Regions from separate parts of the Homo sapiens genome. Here region 1 is linked to region 2. Evidence: chromatin loops called from intact Hi-C (ENCODE). Cell type or tissue: MCF 10A. All regions are shown on one strand. Region 1 overlaps FGGY (FGGY carbohydrate kinase domain containing). Region 2 overlaps LINC01358 (long intergenic non-protein coding RNA 1358).

Region 1 (2,500 bases), 310 kb after region 2:
AGAGATACCAGCTGTAACAGAGGACTGGAAATATGAAAGTGTAATGCATTTGGGAAAGTAAAAGAGGTGAGAACCAAATGGAGGGTGTTAGGAGATGAGCCCAGAAAGTCATCATCATAATGATCACAGCCAAGTTGGAGCCAGGTTAAGAGTCCTGAGAGCCAGACTACAGAGTTAAAATGGGATTCTAGGCCATGAGGAGATGTCGCACCATCTTTAATAAAGGAATGGAATGGGAAGCTTTATGTTTTTAGAAAGATGCCTCTAGTAGTGCAGACCTCTCAGCTTATCTGCCTATCTGACTTGAAATATTTCTGATGTTCTGTCTCTGTGCATGGGAGTTTGAAACACACAATTATTTTATTCATTCTGAGAAGTTTCTGGCTGAGGTTTATGACCTACTCCATGCTTCCAGCGTCATATTTCTTTTAAGAATGACATTGAAGATTACGTCTCTTCCTGAAACTCTTTTCTCTCTGGGCTATTGGCCTGTGCCCTAATTTGGAGTCTTGAACATAGAGTGAGGATAAGGTCTAGCTCTTTCTTGGGTAGTTGTGCTGGAAAACAACAGCATGAGTACTTGGAATGTACAGGCAGTACTATTTATTGAGTGGGGAATTAGGGAGCTGTTCCCTCCCTTTTGTTTACTGCTCACAGCAGATAACCCAGATAGAATCCCTTTGCAATTACACAGTAGATTACTTGGATAATCCTTTGTAACTGGTCATGCCTATCTTCTCATGTTGCCCCTCGACCCTGGTGTCACTGCAGTAGCTGCCTCATTTCCCTCACGAGTTCCCTAGGTGTCTAGAAGCAGCAGAAACCTCACAGCTTCCCTGGAGTGGGAGGGAAAGGGTGAAAGCTACTTCTCTCTGTCCTGAGGCTGGCAGGGCGGCTGCAGCCTTGAATCTTGGACATACTGCCCTACCTCCGCCCTCTGCTTAGACCCACAGCTGTGTGAGCTTTGAGTAGTAGCCTCCTCCCAACAAATGCTGTGGTTTGATGAAGTAATAATTTTTTCTTTTTTTTAAAAAAAGCTGTTCTCTTTGGTTGCTTTAAGCTGAGGGATTGCTTAACTCAAAGGATTGTTGTTGGAATGCAGAAGGCTTTTGTGCCAAGTCATATAACCCAAATCACTTTTCTTTTTTTCTTGAAAAGACTAGTTTTTGTTAGTTGCCTGGTAACTGGAGGATAGAAAGACTTAACTCATTCAGCACAGAGAGCTCCTAGTTTGAACTCTATTAGGCCATCACCTAATGAGATACATCTGAAATTGGTGTGTGTCGAGGGCCTGCTCCTTGCACTCTCTAATCCGTGCAACATTGTGCATGGGAGATGATAAGTACATAGGAGTTACATGAGCTGTCCAGGATTGAAATTGTACGGAAATGTGCTTAGAAGGGCTTTTGTTTGTCTTTTCTTCTGTAAAGAGTGGCAATAGCTTCCATTATGACATTTCCAAAAGGCCCAAAATCACACCTCTGATTGGACTGGGAGGTTCAGGGTGGTAACTGTGGCATAGTGGAAGGAAAGAACATTTACTTTAGAGCTGGAAGCCCTGTGACTTTGGGCTAAGCCCTTGTGGTCTGACCCCCAGTTCCTTAATGTGTGAGTATTGTGTATTACCTACACGCCTCTGCATCACTCTGTAGATTAAATGAGAACACTGTTGTAAACTGTGGAGGACTTAGAGGACGATCACTGTGTCCTAATGCAGGCCCAGTGGTTACAAGTAGAGAATTAATTCAGTAAGATTGAGGCCTTTGGCTGGGATTGTATGGGCCAGAGAGGAGGAGGGACAGAGAGATTTTTCTGCAGAACTAGACTAAAAATCCATCTATGGGGGTAATGTGCTGTTGGCCAATATGGCATTTGATGACAAAGCACTTGTGAATCAGGTAGCCTAATATAAAAAACTGCATGTGGCTGGGCATGGTGGCTCACGCCTGTAATACCAGCACTTTGGGAGGCCGAAGTGGGTGGATCACAAGGTCAGGAGTTCACGACCAGCCTGGCCAACATAGTGAAGCCCTGTCTCGGGGAGGAGCCAAGATGGCTGAACAGGAACAGCTCCGGTCTACAGCTCCCAGTGTGAGCAACGCAGAAGACGGGTGATTTCTGCATTTCCATCTGAGGTACTAGGTTCATCTCACTAGGGAGTGCCAGACAGTGGGCGCAGGTCAGTGGGTGCAGCGCACTGTGCGCAAGCCGAAGCAGGGCGAGGCATTGCCTCACTCGGAAAGCGCAAGGGGTCAGGGAGTTCCCTTTCCTAGTCAAAGAAAGGGGTGACAGACGGCACCTGGAAAATCGGGTCACTCCCACCCGATACTGCGCTTTTCCGACGGGCTTAAAAAACGGCGCACCAGGAGATTATATCCTGCACATGGCTCGGAGGGTCGTACGCCCACGGAGTCTCGCTGATTGCTAGCACAGCAGTCTGAGATCAAACTGCAAGGCGGCAGCGAGGCTGGGGGAGGAGCGCCCGCCATTGCCCAGGCTT
Region 2 (2,500 bases):
ACAGCTAGCCATCTGGTTTTCTTATCCGCCACTAATTAATCAATGTGAAGCAGCCAGATAAGTAATAATTACCATTATAACAAACCACAGAAAGATATCCAGAGATTGCCAAGAGGTCCATCCTAGTGTTAGAAGCAACCAGGTCAAACCCCATCAGAAGATGCCTAGTCAGACTGGGAGGGACATTCCAGGCAAAGGCACAGCTTGTATTCCAGAAGCTCAAAAATGGGCAGGAGCACAGTGACCTGGAACAGAGAGATAAAGGGACGCTCATGAGAGATTTACACTGTAGGATGATAGATCAGCATTTTATGTTGTAAGTGAGAGGCAAGTACAGGGAAATATCATCATGTGAAAAAGCTGGGAGGAAAAACAGACTCATTCATTTGTTCATTCATTCATACATTCATTCAACAAATTCTTATGGAGCCCAATCTTTGTGCACAACTGTTCTAGGTACAAGAACTAACAATGAACAGAACAAAGGGGTGTGTGATCCAGTCCTTGCTCTGTTCACTGAGCTCTGCCCAGCGGCTGGTTGCTTTCACACGAGGAAAACCTTTTTTTCTGCTCTCTTGGCACAAATTGCTGGAGCTGAATGTACCAGGGTGGGTGAAGGGGAGGATGAGGTCAGAGAGGTAACAGGGCCAGGCAAGCCATTGTCAGGATTTTGGATTTTACTGTGTACGGAATGTGTTTGCCAGAACAATGCGGGAGTTGCAGAGAGAGGTGTCCTGTGTTTGTTCCCAGTCTTCCTTCACTCACCTGCACCTGCTCCTGCCCTGCTTCGGCCAACATGTTCTATGCAGGTAGGTAAAAAAGTTGGAAATTTCATTTCTCTCCCTGTGTCTCTAAGATGACATCTATCAAACCTCTGATTCTCTTTTGGTTCTTTACAGAAACCCCACTTGAAATTTTCAGGTAGGATGGGGAGAAGGGCAAACCTATTGTTTCCTTCAAACCTAGTAATATCTAACTGAACCCTCTCTATCGGCAGGGTGGTTTTGCTGATGAGACAGCTGCAGTTTGGGGAGTGTGATATCAAGGAAAGCAGTGTCTTGAGTCTGTCACTTTCTCTCTCTGTCCCATTGGGTAAGTCAGTTCTCCTCTCTGGTTGAGAAGGAGAGGGTTTGGGACTCAAACTTTATTCTTGTTAAGTTTCCTTTCTCCTCTAATATTCCTTGAACACTTGTCAGTTTTTTCCATCTCAAAAGTTCCCCTCTTCAGGCTTTGAAATGTGTGAACTGTTGAAAAAGACTGGGAGGTGCAGAGTGAAGAGGGAATGGGGGCTGGGCAGGCCTAGAGGGGTCCAGCACCAAAGAGCAGCCAGAGCCCCGGGGGGCCGTCTTGGTGACTGCTGGGGAAAGTACTAGCTCTCCTCGCAGAGGGAGCTCTGACAGGCTCAATCCAAACCAGATGTGCAGCAGAGAGAGCACAGCCTATTACAAAGTGTTGTGAAATGGCCCAGGGGAGGTAAATAAGCAAAAACAGGCCAGTTGCCTAGCAGCACATACAACAAAACAAGCAGCCAATCCATTCGCATTGGACAGGGCAGAATAGCTTTCTGCAGTAGGGAAAAAGAGACAGGGAGGGTTTGAGTCTGATGAGGACCCAGGGGACCTGCTCTCCAGCAACCTGTTCCCACTCCCTCCAGGCCACTCCTATGCTGCGGGGTGGCAGGGCTGCCACTGGACCTGCTCAGCCTGGTTCCACAGCCTCGGGGGCTTTGCACCTGGCTAACCCACAGGGTCATGGTCAGGGCCTTCCCCCCAGTGGTGGATGGTTGGGGTGAGGGCTGTCTGCACCCACTCCTGAGAATGGTGCTTGGCTGTATCCACTAGGAGGGGACAGGACTACAAAAATCTGCTAAAGTTCTTTGACAAGGTGCTTTACATGTGACTCTCCGTCATTCATTCCTTCATATACCATGTATTTCTTGAGTACCGTCTATGTACCAGGCACTGTGACTGACTCCAGGAGGAGACGTAAAGGAAGAAAATAGAAACACTCTTTGCTCTCTAGGGATCTACAACCTATGGGAGGAGACAGAAATTAATAAGGAATTGCACAATCAAATGCATGATTGTAAATCATGCTGAATGCTTTAAAGGAAAAGAAAGGGGTTGAGGAGTTGGATTCAAACAAAGTATTCTGGGCAGGCCTCTTTTAGGAAGGCAAGTTGAAACTTAAAGAATGAGCAGGGATTAGCCAGGTAAAAAGAAGAGAAAGGGAGTCCCCAGAAGCAGGCAGGCAAAAAGGCCTTGAGGTGGGGAAGAGGTGGCTGCTTGGGGTAAATTACAAAAAAGAGAGTGGTGCTGGAGAACTGTCAGTGAAGGGGGTGGTGAAGTAGAGAGGGAGGCAGGGGCCAGATCAAGTAATCCTTTCCATGAGAAAAGGATATGAGATTTTGTCCTAAGTACAATGAGAAATCTTTGGGGTTTATTTACTGATGACAATACTGAGGAAGCTTCAGGAGTCCTGAGTTGATCAGATTCACTTT

Evidence for each region. Peaks named below come from ENCODE experiments on the same cell type or tissue, not always from the same donor. Only the 100,000 strongest peaks of a DNase experiment are listed, where the experiment ranks them.
Region 1: a loop joins it to region 2, with 2.9 times the contacts of the local background. A loop is called at or near these places in 1 of 110 quality-filtered maps.

The regions. Positions count from the first base shown.
Region 1 is chr1:59,366,886-59,369,385 of GRCh38, forward strand. All of the region lies in intron 4 of FGGY (FGGY carbohydrate kinase domain containing), which reads left to right. Among named protein-coding and RNA genes, the nearest start is that of FGGY, 71 kb to the left of the region's middle. In MCF 10A, no CTCF peak of the experiment used is centred here; a DNase peak (open chromatin) is centred at 996.
Region 2 is chr1:59,055,941-59,058,440 of GRCh38, forward strand. All of the region lies in intron 2 of LINC01358 (long intergenic non-protein coding RNA 1358), which reads left to right. Among named protein-coding and RNA genes, the nearest start is that of LINC01358, 37 kb to the left of the region's middle. RefSeq lists an enhancer at 713-2,480. In MCF 10A, no CTCF peak of the experiment used is centred here; a DNase peak (open chromatin) is centred at 1,461.